Regions from separate parts of the Mus musculus genome. Here region 1 is linked to region 2. A link is a loop called in an ENCODE intact Hi-C map of the cell type or tissue named here. Cell type or tissue: left cerebral cortex. All regions are shown on one strand.

Region 1 (2,500 bases), 210 kb after region 2:
AGATTTTGGGTTGTCTCAAGGCCTCTAGTGGTGGCTTCTCCTATTAAGGTCATATAAGATGCATGAGGTCTAACATCAAATATATGTCTAATCCACTTATCTATTGATGCTGACCTTGCCTTCAGTGGTCTGATTACTTTTTTTGCATTCAGGATTTGAAATTTTAAAAACTAAGACTCAATTGGTGCCTTTCTTGCTAATGGGTCCAATATACTTTCTACAGTGGAATTCAACCTTTGCAGAAGGCAAGGAATGTTTCTTTTGGACCTTGCATGGCCTGAGAAAAATGGTTCAAGTCTTTTCCCTGTTTTCACGGCCTTGTCCCAGGCATTTATGGCTGCCAAGTGACAAATGTCAAGGTTTCTTCATCATATTCAGCCTTCACCTCTACCTCAGCAAAACAACCCTTACCAAGCAGCTGGTCTCTAGAAATAATTATACTTCTGACTTGACTTTGTTGTGCTTCTTTTCCTTCGTTTATCTTCTCTATGAGAACCATTGTAAATATGACTCAGGTTCTAATATTGTTTTTACCATATCCTTCCAGTCCTGGGGCATTATTCTATAATTGCCCAAGAAGTCAAGATTTGTTTCACGAGTGACAGGTACATTCCAAAATTAGTGACATGTTCCTTTAAATTTTCTCAGTTCTAACACATCCATGGGTTGCCATTCAAATTCTTGATAATTTTGTGGGTGATTATCATCCACTGTCTTTGTTGTGTACTAACCAGATAAACTTTTTAAAAAATATTTTTATTAGGTATTTTCCTCATTTACATTTCCAATGCTATCCCAAAAGTCTCCCATACCCCCCCCCACACACACACACACACAGTCCCCTATCCACCCACTCCCACTTTTTGGCCCTGGCATTCCCCTGTACTGAGGCATATAAAGTTTGCACGACCAATGGGCCTCTCTTTCCACTGATGGCCGACTAGGCCATCTTCTGATACATATGCAGCTAGAGTCAAGAGCTCCGGGGTACTGGTTAGTTCATAATGTTGTTGCACCTACAGGGTTACAGATCTCTTTAGCTCCTTGGGTAATATCTCTAGCTCCTCCATTGGGGGCCCTGTGATCCATCCAATAGCTGACTGTGAGCATCCACTTATGTGTTTGCTAGGCCCCGGCCTAGTCTCACAAGAGACAGCTATATCAGGGTCCTTTCAGCAAACTCTTGCTAGTGTATGCAAAATTTATAATTCTTATTACCTGATCCAGAGTTTCTTGTACCTTTGTCTCCCTCTGGTGTTCAATTAATGACACTACAGCCCTCTCCAATTCTTTTATTTTCAGGAAGGGGCTAACAGTAGCTTCTGTGCTTCTGAGACATCTCTGTCTTTTGTTTGGGTTGTAGCTAGCAGCCTGTGCACCGATCTCAGGCAGCCTAGAGTGCAAGTAGTCGGGAGAGTGGGTCTGATTGTCCTGTGTTCTGTTTAGACGTGGGAGATAATGGGAAAGTGAGCATGGGAGGGCTTGCTTGGCTGGAGATGCCTGCATCAGCCTGCTGTGCCTGTGAGAAGGCTCTGGAAAATTAGCTGCTGTTTTTGTCCAACTTTTGACCCTTAGCTGTGAAGGCTGCTTCATAGGCAATCATGCCCCAGGGTCCTTGGTCCCTCTTTAGACTCAGGGAACCCCAACTGTGTTGTGGCACCCCTTAGACCCACTCTAAGTGGTGTTTAATTTCCACCCTGCTTCAACTGTAGAACTCAGCCCTAGTTGTTTATATTGGGGGTGGGGGTTAGGCTTTTATCTGAGGTTAGTTTGGTTCTAAGCCCAAAGTAAGGTGCACCAATGAATAAGCCCATATTAAACAGACACACACACACACAATCCATTTATTATAATTATAAGCCATATGCCCTGATTGGTCAGATCTAGTACTATACTAACTTATTACCCAGCTATGAGACCCTTGCTACTTAAGACTTCTCCATCTGGTCCATCATGGCTTCCCTCCTCTTCCTCTGTCCTTTCATTCTTCTTCCTCTCTCTGTCTACACTCTCAAACCTCTCTCTGTCTACACTCTCAAACCTTCAGTCCCATCTTTCCCTTCCACTGTTCAATCACATGCTCTCCTTTGCCTTTTTTGATCAGTTAAAATGGGGAGAAGGTTTGCATGACATCACCTGAGTACATGATGGACTGTTCATCATGTAACATCAGAATACAAACATCAGGCCAATCCACCACAGTATATATTTAGTTAAAAGATATTACATTATTTCCCCTTTTTTTGTCCTCCATCCACCCCTTGCCAAAAACTTTCCTTCCAACTTCTCCCTTGTTAAAAACATGAATAAATATGTTGCTAAGTCCATTTTTGTTGGTTGTATGTATATGGTTTCATGGCTGACCACATTGTATTGGATAAACAATTTAGGGAGCTCATCCCTGCCTGAGGCTAATTCTCTCACCTGGAGAAGAATTCCACTTTTTAATAAGCAACAGATGTCTGACCTTCAACTAGGTTGCCTTATACAGGAAACATCA
Region 2 (2,500 bases):
AAAAAAGTGGGAAAAAATGGTGAAAAAAGTCAATAAACGGGCTGGAGAGATGGCTCAGTGGTTAAGAGCACTGACTGCTCTTCTGAAGGTCCTGAATTCAAGTCCCAGCAACCACATGGTGGCTCACAACCATCCATAAGGAGATGAGATGTGACACCCTCTTCTGATGTGTCTGAAGACAGCTAAAGTGTACTTACATATAACTTTCTTTTTGAGAGAGATTCCTTCATCACACGTTGGGGCTCTGGGAATGAGAGTCTGTAGTAAAGTCTAAGTTTAGATTGCTTAGAACAGTAGTAATTCCTGTGCTGTCAGGTGCTCAAGTTGTTTGCTCAACTCTCTGTCTTCTGACAAGCAAACTTAACTCTTCTTGTAGACAAGTGAGGCCCACTGATCCAAGTCCAGACACTAGGCAAGTGGTGGTGGCAGATATACCCACTAGGAAAAAGACTATCACTAACTGTTAGAACCAGCACTAGTCTGGTAACCACACTTAAAACACCATTAGCTCCAATGCTTAATGACTGTTTTCCATTTCTCTAGGCCCCTCCCTATTTCCTGGCTGCTCTGGGGACAGCCGGCTTTTCCTTCTCTTGGACACAGAAGCCTCAGACTAGTTTCAGAACGGATATCCGGCCCGAAAGGCCCAGAGGAGGCAAAGGCCTCATTGTTCCCTGGGACCTGGCAGCCCCGCCCCCAGCTCTTAGGACTCTCCTCGAAAGACTCCAGGTGACCGGACAGCTAATTTCCCAGCATTAGAAGTTTTGGGGAAAGAGGAGCTGGGACCAGATCTGGAGTCCGAGGTTCTGAAAGTGTAAGGAGCCAAGTGCTCCAAGATAAACAAGCCTGGAATTTGAATGCCTTTTCATGCTGGCTTGGCTTGTTACTCATCAACATTTCCACAGAAGATTCGATTTCTTATGTGTTTTTAGTAATTCGACTACAATATGTTTGGTTATAATGAAAATCTTGGGGTTTTGGGCTCCCGGGCTTGCAAAGTGAAGCTGCTCTGTGCGTGGGGATCCCGAGAGTCCCAGGCGCCTGCCTTCTGGTTCCCATAGACGCGCCGTCGCCAGGGGGCGCGCATACTTCGTGCCTAGAGATCAGCGGCCGCCAGGTCGCCCCGGGCTGGCCGAACCCCTTGCTGCCCGGAAACAAAGTGCACCTTTGTCAGAGACCTGGCGCGTGTGAGCGGCAGACGGCGGGCCGCGCGGAACCCCAGGAGCGCGCCTTCGCTCGGGTCTCAGCTCACTCCTGGGCCTCCCACAGCAGCGTTCTGCCGCCTTGGCTTGTGCTTTCCGCTTTCTCGGATCTTGGCGGGACAGGAAAGGGACTCTGCGCTCCAGGAGTGGGGGTTTCGTTTTGGCTGAGTCGTTTTTGACTCCTGCCGGCGAGGCTGGGCCGCCTGGGCTCAGCGCCATACCGGCAGCAGTCCTGCTCCACAGTCCCGGTGCAATAGAGCCCTCGCCCCGTCAGACGCGGGACTACAATTCCCAGCACTCCTCGCGTTCAGAGCGCGCGGTGGGAGTTGCCTCCGGGCAGACGCCTGCGCGCTGCAGCGGCTCGAGCCTGGAGTACCACACCCCCGGGAGGGGAACGAGGGGAGGCTGAAGCATCCGAAGCATTAAAGCATCCGAGGGAGCCGGAGGGGAGGAGAATGGAGTGACAGAGACGCGCGGAGGGTGGGGGGTGGGGGGGAAAGTGTTGAGGGAGGGGGGAGGGGGGACACAGAGGGAGGAAGAAGCGGCGGCGGCGTCTCTTCGGTGCAGAGGGGGAAACTCCGCGGGCTCCGAGAAAGAATAATGCGGTAGCAGGCAGGCTGCTTGCTCTGGGGTTTGGCAGCAGCGGCGGCAGCTCGAGCAGTGGCAGCGGCAGCGGCATCACCCCAGACGCTGACAGCACAGCCGGCCGGCTCCCTCGCTGACTGCCGACTGTCAATGGAGCTGGAAAACATCGTGGCCAACACGGTCTTGCTGAAAGCCCGGGAAGGTAAGCTCGGGTGGTCCGGTGCGTGCACGGCGCGTTTGCCGCGGGCCGGGGTGCGGGTGTCGGGTGACAAGCGGGCGTGCAGGATGCTCACAGTGAGTTGGTGCGAGTGGTACAGCTTGGAGATCTGTCTGCAAATATTGAGAGACTTCTGAGCCTTGGGCTCAGAAGATAGGGACCGGGGCAAAGACAGTTGCAGGGACGAGTTAAGATGCTAAAATATCCTCTAGTTTCCAACTGAACCTTAGAAATCGTTCGATCTCCGCAGCTGTTGAAAGGGCAGTTGGAAAAGCATTCTTTTAGGAGATAGAAGCAAGAAAACGTGCCAATAAAACAGTCTTTAGAGTTGGCCCGGGATGGTTTTAAGAATGTGAAAAAACTCTCTCCTCTCTCTCTTTCTCCTCTCTCCTCTGTCTCTTCTCTTTCTCCTCTCCTCTGTTTCTTCTCTTCCAATCCTCTTCTCTCTCTCTCTCTCTCTCTCTCTCTCTCTCTCTCTCTCTCTCTCTCTCTCTCT

Evidence for each region. A loop is a pair of places that touch in the nucleus more often than their neighbours do. Peaks named below come from ENCODE experiments on the same cell type or tissue, not always from the same donor. Only the 100,000 strongest peaks of a DNase experiment are listed, where the experiment ranks them.
Region 1: a loop joins it to region 2, with 5 times the contacts of the local background. A loop is called at or near these places in 40 of 42 quality-filtered maps.

What each region holds. Positions count from the first base shown.
Region 1 is chr19:61,096,646-61,099,145 of GRCm38, forward strand. It overlaps a transcript of Zfp950 not described here. Among named protein-coding and RNA genes, the nearest start is that of Zfp950, 43 kb to the right of the region's middle. In left cerebral cortex, a CTCF peak has its summit at 1,276 (motif pointing left); a DNase peak (open chromatin) is centred at 1,263.
Region 2 is chr19:60,888,643-60,891,142 of GRCm38, forward strand. Grk5 (G protein-coupled receptor kinase 5) reads left to right here and starts at 1,107. Exons shown (of 16, transcript NM_018869.3): 1 at 1,107-1,989. The coding sequence starts at 1,938. In left cerebral cortex, CTCF peaks have their summits at 1,081 and 1,291; DNase peaks (open chromatin) are centred at 278, 703, 1,091 and 1,549; H3K4me3 peaks cover 1,792 bases; H3K27ac peaks cover 2,170 bases.